Regions from separate parts of the Homo sapiens genome. Here region 2 is linked to region 1. Evidence: read pairs that join two places in POLR2A ChIA-PET (ENCODE). Cell type or tissue: GM12878. All regions are shown on one strand. Links, peaks and the distances in the headings refer to the core of each region. The heading gives the core; the rest is flanking DNA.

Evidence for each region. Peaks named below come from ENCODE experiments on the same cell type or tissue, not always from the same donor. Only the 100,000 strongest peaks of a DNase experiment are listed, where the experiment ranks them.
Region 2: POLR2A ChIA-PET joins it to region 1 with 5 read pairs; 4 of 35 experiments call an interaction of 5 or more read pairs at or near these places.

The regions. Positions count from the first base shown.
Region 1 is chr9:129,990,043-129,994,432 of GRCh38, forward strand. All of the region lies in intron 2 of FNBP1 (formin binding protein 1), which reads right to left. Among named protein-coding and RNA genes, the nearest start is that of FNBP1, 51 kb to the right of the region's middle. RefSeq lists a silencer at 1-22 and enhancers at 2,096-2,145, 2,156-2,205. In GM12878, for the core only: no CTCF peak of the experiment used is centred there; DNase peaks (open chromatin) are centred at 490 and 2,229; H3K4me3 peaks cover 1,408 bases; H3K27ac peaks cover 4,000 bases.
Region 2 is chr9:130,097,395-130,101,784 of GRCh38, forward strand. GPR107 (G protein-coupled receptor 107) reads left to right here. Exons shown (of 18, transcript NM_020960.5): 10 at 2,063-2,138; 11 at 3,235-3,308; 12 at 3,712-3,829. Among named protein-coding and RNA genes, the nearest start is that of GPRACR, 45 kb to the right of the region's middle. In GM12878, for the core only: a CTCF peak has its summit at 2,448 (motif pointing left); a DNase peak (open chromatin) is centred at 2,400.

The DNA of each region.
Region 1 (4,390 bases), core at 129-4,128:
AGGGGAGGGGAGGGGTTGCTAAATTGCTAGAAGAGTAGATTTTAATGTTCTTCCCACAAAAAAAATATTAAGTTTGAGTAGTAATGCATATGTTAATTAGCCTGATTTGGGCATTCTGCAGCGTATACATATTTCAAGACATCATGTATACCATAAATATATACAATTTTATATACAAATAATATAGAAATACATATTTTGTCAATTTTCAAAACTAAACAAGAAAACTATATAAAATGGTAGAAAGTTACCAGTAATATAGGAAAACTGAAAAAGCAAAGCAGGCTAAGTGGGCTAAGGGACGAGGTGGGCCTCACTGAGCAGAAACTGGAAGCAGGAGAGGGAGTCAGCCACTTGGAGCCTGGGGAAGAACACATAGGTGATATCTACATGGAAGGGCTAGCGCAATAGCTCTCGGGTGAGGGGATGCCTGGCATGTACAAAAAACAGGAAGGAGGCCTCTGTATGGTTACAGCAGAGAGGAGGAGGAAGAGAGTTAAAACAGATGATGTCAGAAAGGTGTGGGAACCAGATTATACAAGGTTTTGGAGGACTTTCACCGTAAGGTTTTTGGATTTACTCTGAATGAAATGGGGACGCACTGGAATTTTGAACAGAGGAATACTGTAATCTGGCTGCTCTGTAGAAATCAGGGAATAGGGGATAGAGGTAGAATAAGGGAAACTAGTTAGTAGACTCATCATAACCAGGCAAAAGATCATGGACCACGTAGGCCATGTGACATGGACCACAGTGGCAGCAGTGGAGGTGATAACAAGTGTCAGATCCTGGATAAATCTGTAGAGAAGTCAAGATTTCCTGATGGCTTGAGCTGGGGAGTGTGAGTGTGTGAGAAAAGAAGGCAGACAGAGATGATGATGACACCAGGGTTTTTTTTTTTTTTTTTTTGAGATGGAGTCTTGCTCTGTCACCCAGGCTGGAGTGCAGTGGCACAATCTCAGCTTACTGCAACTTCTGCCTCCTGGGTTCAAGGGATTCTCCTGCCTTAGCCTCCTGAGTAGGTAGGATTACAGGCGCCCACCACCACGCCTGGCTAATGTTTTTGTATTTTTAGTAGAGACAGGGTTTCACCATGTTAGTCAGCTGGTCTTGAACTCTTGACCTCCAGTGATCCCCCTGCACCTGGGTGATGCTAGGGTTTTTGACCTAAACCAGGAAGGATGCAGCTACCCTCAGGTGAGTGGAGGAAAATCTAGGTCGTGGAAATGCAGATTTTTTTTTTTTTTGAGATAGGGTCTTGCTCTGTTGCCCAGGCTGGAGTGCAGTAGTGCAATCATGGCTCACTGCAGCCCCAGCGTCTTGGGCTCAAGCATCCGCCCTCCTCAGCCTCTCAAGTAGCTGGGACTACAGGTGTGCGCCACCATGCCTGGCTAATTTTTTAAAATTCTTTTTAGAGGCAGGGTCTCGCTATGTTGCTCAGGCTGGCCTCCAACTCCTGGGCTCAAGTACCCACCTCGGCCTCCTGAAGTGCTAAGATTTTAGGTGTGAGCCACTTCACTTGGCCTAGACATGTGGATTTTTAAGTTGGGGAGATCCGGAGTTCAGTTTCAGACATGTTACATTTCAGATCATTTCAGATGGTTTTTAGACATTTCCTTTTTTTTTTTTTTCTTTGAGATGGCGTCTCACTCTGTCGCCCAGGCTGGAGTGCAGTGGTGTGATCTTGGCTCACGGCAAGCTCTGCCTTCTGGGTTCATGCCATTCTCCTGCCTCAGCCTCCCAAGTAGCTGGGACTACAGGCGCCCGCCACCATTTCCAGCTAATTTTTTGTATTTTTAGTACAGATGGGGTTTCACCGTGTTAGCCAGGATGGTCTCGATCTCCTGACTTCGTGATCCGCCCGCCTCAGCCTCCCAAAGTGCTGGGATTACAGGCATAAGCCACCGCGCCCAGCCAAGTTTTTAGACATTTCTAAGTGGAGACTTTGAGCAAGCTGTTTCTGGAATTCAGGAGAGAGGTCTGGCTTAGAGATCCATATCTGTGAGTCATTGCCATATGGATTATACCTAAAGCCATGAGACAGTTGAGGTCACCAGGAGAGTACAGACTGGGAAGGGAGAAGGACTGAGAAGCAGATGCTGGGCACAGCAATGTGAAGAGGCAGGGGAAGAGCAGGGGCCAGCAAGGGAGACTGTCGTGGGAAGAATACCAGTAGCCCGCTTGAGAGCTCGCACGTAGCCCATTTTCACATGAAAGACAACATTGCATGACTAATAGTGCAGCATTCAAATAATCAACGTGAAACAGACCATGTTCTATTCCTACTTTCAGTTCGAAAAGCCCCTGACGTGTTGACGAGACTGATATGCACACAGGGCACTAGAAACTGATCTGGATTCTCCACTTATAAAAATTATTTCATTGTGTGATGTTTTACATGTTATTCACTCAATAAAAACAAAATCTGGGGCCAGGCACAGTGGCTCACACCTGTAATCCCAGCTTGCTGAAACAACAACAGAAACCCTTATAAGAACACATAGCTCTTTTTTTTTTTTTTTTTTTTTTGAGATGGAGTCTTGCTCTGTTGCCCAGGCTGGAGTGCAGTGGCGCGATCTTGGCTCATTGCAACCTCTGCCTCCTGGGCTCAAGCGATTCTCCTGCCTCAGCCTCCTGAATAGCTGGGATTACAGGCACCCGCCACCATGCCTGGCTCATTTTTGTATTTTTAGTGGAGACGGGGTTTCACCATCTTGACCAGGCTGGTCTCAAACTCCTGACCTCGTGATCCACCTGCCTTGGCCTCCCAAAGTGCTGGGATTACAGGTATGAGCCACTGCGCCCAGCCAAGAACACATATCTTTTATGCAGATGCTCTTTGGATTAAAACTCAATGGTGAGGGAGCTTGAAGAAAATTAAAAAAAAAAAAAAAGAAAAAAGGGCTGGGCACGGTGGCTCACGCCTGTAATCCCAGCACTTTGGGAGACCGAGGCAGGCGGATCACTTGAGGTCAGGAGTTCAAGACCAGCCTGGCCAACATGGTGAAACACTCTCTCTACTAAAAATACAAAAATTAGCCAGGCATGGTGGCACAAGCCTGTAATCCCAGCTACTTGGAAGGCTGAGGCAGGAGAATCACTTGAACCTGGGAGGCGGAGATTGCAGTGAGCTGAGATTGTACCACTGCACTCCAGCCTGGGCGACAGAGTGAGACTGTCTCAAAAAAAAAAAAAAAATTAAAGAAAAAGGAAAGTAAATGTTTCTAAATCAAAATCATCTAGCTCTTTAACAGGCCTTAAAACAATATCCACAAACCAATTCAACTACAACTATACAACATGAAATCATTAAGGACTTTGCATGCCACTTCAAGTTCAAGCTTAGTTCTACCAAGAACTTTTAAATATATTCTATAAAAACACAAATTTCTTGGATAATCTCATCATTAAAAGATGTAAGGAGATCCAAAGTACTTAAAAAAAAAAAAAAAACAGAGACAGGGGGCTCACTATGTTGCCCAGGCTGGTCTTGAAGTCTCTGGGCTCACACTATCCTCCCTCATCAGCCTCCCAAAGTGCTGGGATTGCAGGCATGAGCCACCACACCTGGCCCCAAAGCACTTTTTTTTTTTTTTTTTTGAGAAGGAGTCTTACTCTGTCACCCAGGCTAGAGTGCAGTGGCACAATCTCAGCTCACTGCAACCTCCACCTCCCGGGTTCAAGCAGTTCTCATGTCTCACCCTCCCAAGTAGCTGGGATTACAGGCGCCTGCCACCATGCCCCACTAATTTTTGTATTTTTAGTAGAGGCGGGGTTTCACCATGTTGGCCAGGCGGGTCTCGAACTCCTGACCTCAGGCAATCCGCCCACCTTTGCCTCCCAAAGTGCTGGGATTACAGGCGTGAGCCACTGCGCCCGGCCCGAAGTACTTTTAAAATACTATTCCACATGACCCCTCAACACATTACAGAAGGGAGTGTGAATTAGTACAAGCACACTGGAAATGGCTGAACCCTATCCACCAAAGCTAAGCATATGAGTAGCCTGTGACCTTGCAATTAGATGCCTACGTAGATCCTAGGAAATGTGTTCAGATACACACAAAAAGCCTTGTACAATAATGCTCGTTGGAGCGCTACTCATTATAGCTTAAATTAGAAACAACCAATCACCTAGTCAGAACGGATGAGTTCTGGTGCATTCACAGACCAAAACACTCAACAGCAATGAAAATAAGCAGATCCCACCACATGCTACCACATGGTCAATCTCACAAACGTAATATAGAACAAAAGAAGCCAGATACACAAGAATGCATACCAAATGATTACACTCATGTAAAGTTCAAAAGTGGGCACTACTAATCCACGCGGTTAGAAGTCAGGAGAGTGGTTACCGCTGGGGGGAGAGTGGGGAGCTGGAGGGGGCC
Region 2 (4,390 bases), core at 102-4,101, 110 kb after region 1:
TCCTCCCGCCTCGGCCTCCCAAAGTGCTGGGACTACAGGCATGAGCCACTGCGCCCAGCCATCAGTTAATTTCGTTAAGGGCCAGATTGCCTTCCAGTGTGGCATATAGGTTTATACGTCTACCAGTGGTGCATACATAATAAGGTTTGCTGTTTCTCCACATTCTTACCAATACTGACATCTTAATTTTTGCCAATCTGATAGGTGTAAAGTGGTATCTTGCTTTATTTTGCGTTTCTCTGAATATTGGTGATGTGGATTATCATTTTAGAGACTTAACCATTTCCCCTCTTGTGGCTGCCTGTATTCTTTGGGTTTTTTTTTTTTTTTTTGAGACAGGGTCTCACTAAGTTGTCCAGGCTGGAGCAGTGGCGTAATCAAGGCTTACAGCAGCCTCAAACTCCTGAGCTCAAGTGATCCTCCCACCTCAGCCTCCCGAATAGCTGAAACTATAGGGACGCACCACCACTCCTGGCTTAATTTTTGTTTGTTTTGAGACCGTTTTGAGACAGGGACTCGCTCTGTCACCCAGTCTGGAGTGCAATGGCACAGTCACGGCTCATTGCAGCCTTTGCCTCCTGGGCTCAAGTGATCCTCCCACATCAGCCTCCCAAGTAGCTGGGACTACAGGTGTGCACCGCCACACCCAGCTAACTTTTTGTATTTTTGGTAGAGATGGAGTTTTGTCATCTTGCCCAGGCTAATCCCAAACTCTTGGGCTTAAGTAATCTTCCCACCTCAGCCTCCCTAAGTGTGGGATTACAGGCATGAGCCACTGCACCTAGCCTCATAATAGTCTTAATATGTTCTATTAGGTTAATTCCTAAGGGGAGGTGGGAAGGAGTAGAGGAATTTAATGCCCGGCAGCCGAAAGGTGGACTAGTATCTGTGATGGGGTGGGCATGGGAATGGGTGCTTTGTCTCATTGGCCTGGGGTATTTGCAGACACCAGCCATGAAGGAGAGAGAAATGGGCATGACCCTGGCACTTTCTCCTCACACATCCCTACTGCTGGCTCCCAGTCCCCCTACTCTGGGCTGCAGACTTCCCCTACAGCTATTTGTAATCGCTTTCTGCTTTCCTAGGAGTTCTGTGCTGTTTTCTCAGGTCCATCTACCTCATTCTTGCCTCTGGCTTTCCCAGGGTGGTTTCCGGGAACAAGCTGGCAGCCTGTGTTAGATTTCCATTTACTCAAGAGTTGGAATCCATCATGTCTAGCTTTGGTGCATAACTCTCAGGTTCATTCACAACATTAAATTGTGTATTAGAGATTACTTTAGGACTCCATTCAAGGCCTTTTTTACCAGCAAAACGTACTTTATAAAAAAAGTGGCTGGGTGTGGCGGCTCACCCCTGTAATCCCAGCACTTTGGGAGGCAGAGGCGGGTGGATTACTTGAAGTTACAAGTTCAAGATCAGCCTGGCCAATGTGGTGAAACCCTGTCTCTACTAAAAATACAAAAATTAGCCAGACATCTTGGCGCACGCCTGTAATCCCGGCTACTCAGGAGGTTGAGGCGGTGGGGGGGCATCACTTGATCCCGGGAGGTGGAGTTAGCGGGGAGCCAAGTTTGTGCCACTGCACTCCAGCCTGGGTGACAGAACGATACTCTTGTCTCAAAAAAAAAAAGTTTTAGCTGGGTACAGTGGCTCATGCCTGTAATATCAACACTTTGAGAGGCCGAAGTGGGTGGATTGCTTGGCCAGGGGTTCAAGACCAGCCTGGGAAACTTAGCAAAACCCTTTCTGTATAAAAAATACAAAACAAATTAGTTGGGCATGGTGGCATACACCTAAAGCCATCCTCCCACCTCAGCTTCCTGAGAGCTGCTTGATCGCTTGAGCCTGAGTTCAAGGCTGCAGTGAGCCGTGATGACACCACTGTCCTCTAGCCTGGGCGACAGAATAAGACCCTGTCTCAAAAAAAAAAAAAAGTTTCATGTTTGTGGTTTGCACAGATTATATTTCCTGTCTCCTTATAAATATAGCTAATGTCTGGAGCTTTGGCTGTCCTTTGGGAGAATGGAATCTTCCTTTAATTGTTTTCTCTCTGTTTTTATAGGAATGATGTATTTAAAATCCACTGGCTGATGGCGGCCCTTCCTTTCACCAAGTCTCTTTCCTTGGTGTTCCATGCAGTATGTATTAGCATTTTGAGGATCATTCATGAAATTACGTATAATGCCTGTGTGAGCAGGCAAAAGAAATTTGAAGAAAGGGGATAGATTGGTGGGAAACAAAGACAAAGAATACATTTCTCATAAAGCCTCCTCTTGTCTGGGAGGGCCTGGCCATGCGGGTAAATGATTACCACCTCCCCTCATATTAGACTTCAGACATCTTCTAATACTGCTTACAGACCTACAGTTTTTCTAGAACACTTATTATTGTTTTTATTTCTTTGTTTTTGGTTTGTTTTGTTTTTTTACCATTTCTAGAGATGAGAGTGCCACCTGCTGACTTGTTTCCACGACTTTTTTTTTTTTTTTTTTTTTTTTTTTTTTTTTTTTTTTTTTTTGAGACGGGGCCTCGCTCTGTTGCCCAGGCTGGAGTGCAGTGGCGTGATCTCTGTTTACTGCAAGCTCCTCCCCTCAGGTTCACGCCATTCTCCTGCCTGAGTCTCCCGAGTAGCTGGGACTACAGGCGCCCGCCACCACGCCCAGCTAATTTTTTTGTATTTTTAGTAGAGACGGGGTTTCACCGTGTTAGCCAGGATGGTCTCGATCTCCTGACCTCGTGATCCGCCCGCCTCAGCCTCCCAAAGTGCTGGGATTACAGGCATGAGCCACCACGCCCGGCCTCCACGACTTTTTTATGTTTCCAGATATTCCCTCATGTTCCTCTGTGATTTGAAGTTCAATTCAGTATTAGCATATTTATCTGAGAGAAAATTGATGCTATAAAGCTGGAGGCATGAGAATTGAGCCTCAGCTTTGTATATTTGGAACTTATGCAAATTAAAATGAACTTGCCCAAGGGGGTAAGATCACAACTTCTCCTGTCTGTGGGCCTCCAAGTGCCCGTGGAGCACACTTGCAAGGATGACAGTCTCTAGACATGTACTCTTTGCTGTACTTGAAAGTGGCCTCCTTGGAAAAGGCAATAATATATCCAGTGGCAGCGTCACCAAATGACAATGATTTGGATAATTTCCCAAATGGGTCCAAGTTAAAAGATTCTTTGTGGAGCCATGTAGATAATGAGTGATTCTGAAATGCAGTTGTTTGATTTCAGATTGACTACCACTACATCTCCTCCCAGGGCTTCCCTATCGAAGGCTGGGCTGTTGTGTACTACATAACTCACCTGTAAGTATGCAGGTCCATGTGAAATACACCATGAAATGACATACAAGACAAGGGGGGTGGGCAACAACCTGCCCCAAGTTAACCAGCCCTGCCCTCCTGTGGCAGCCTGTCTGGGCCCCTGCCATACCAGAGGAGTGTAGCTCATGGGTGGCTGTCCAGACTTGGGAAGTCGGGCTTAGTGGCATACTCCTGCCTCTCTGCGGCCATTGGCTGTCCAGGCTGTGGGGTGCAGAGCTAACTGTGTGCCCTGAAGGAAGTGGTGCTCATGTATGATGGATTTCCTAAATTTGGCTGCCCGTCTTTTGTAAGAAGCTTGTGAACTCATAGAATGAGCTATGCAATCTAACTGGCAGTGAGAGTCTAAAGAGACCTGCTGGTGTCTGTTCCTTGTTTTCTCTTCCAGTTTGAAAGGGGCGCTACTCTTCATCACCATTGCACTCATTGGCACTGGCTGGGCTTTCATTAAGCACATCCTTTCTGATAAAGACAAAAAGATCTTCATGATTGTCATTCCACTCCAGGTAAAAGAACCCTCATCCCATTTGTCACTTCCTTTCTTGGCGCTTAGCAGGGCTCAGCTCCAAGCCTGTATGGGAAGAGGGAGTCACCTCACCCTGAAACCCCAGCTTCTGCTAGTGGAGGTTGAAGACTGAGATTCTCTTTCTGAATTCTGAACAGACTTCAGGTCATTGCACTGGGAGATGCTTGGGCATCAGTCAGCCACTGGCCTTTGGGGGCCTAGATTTTGAGTAGAGAGCTGCTGACAGTGACAGGGAGACACACAGTAACACACAGTACTGTTTTCTCTTCTGCATCATTTGCTTCATAACTAAATGGTGCCCTTGGCAAGGAAGCTCAGAGATGTAGTGATTTTATTAACAAAGTATTTTAAAACCGTGAACTACACCAGTGAGTTTCCACAGGTAGAATATGGTAGTAGACGTGAGGGGCAAACATTTCCTAAATCCTTACCATGTTTGGGGCCGAGGGCCAAGGCCAGCCTTACAAGGCTGTGAGTCTTTTGCGGGAGGAGCCTTGTCTTACTGGAAGCAGAACTTGGATGTAAAGAACTTACAATGAAC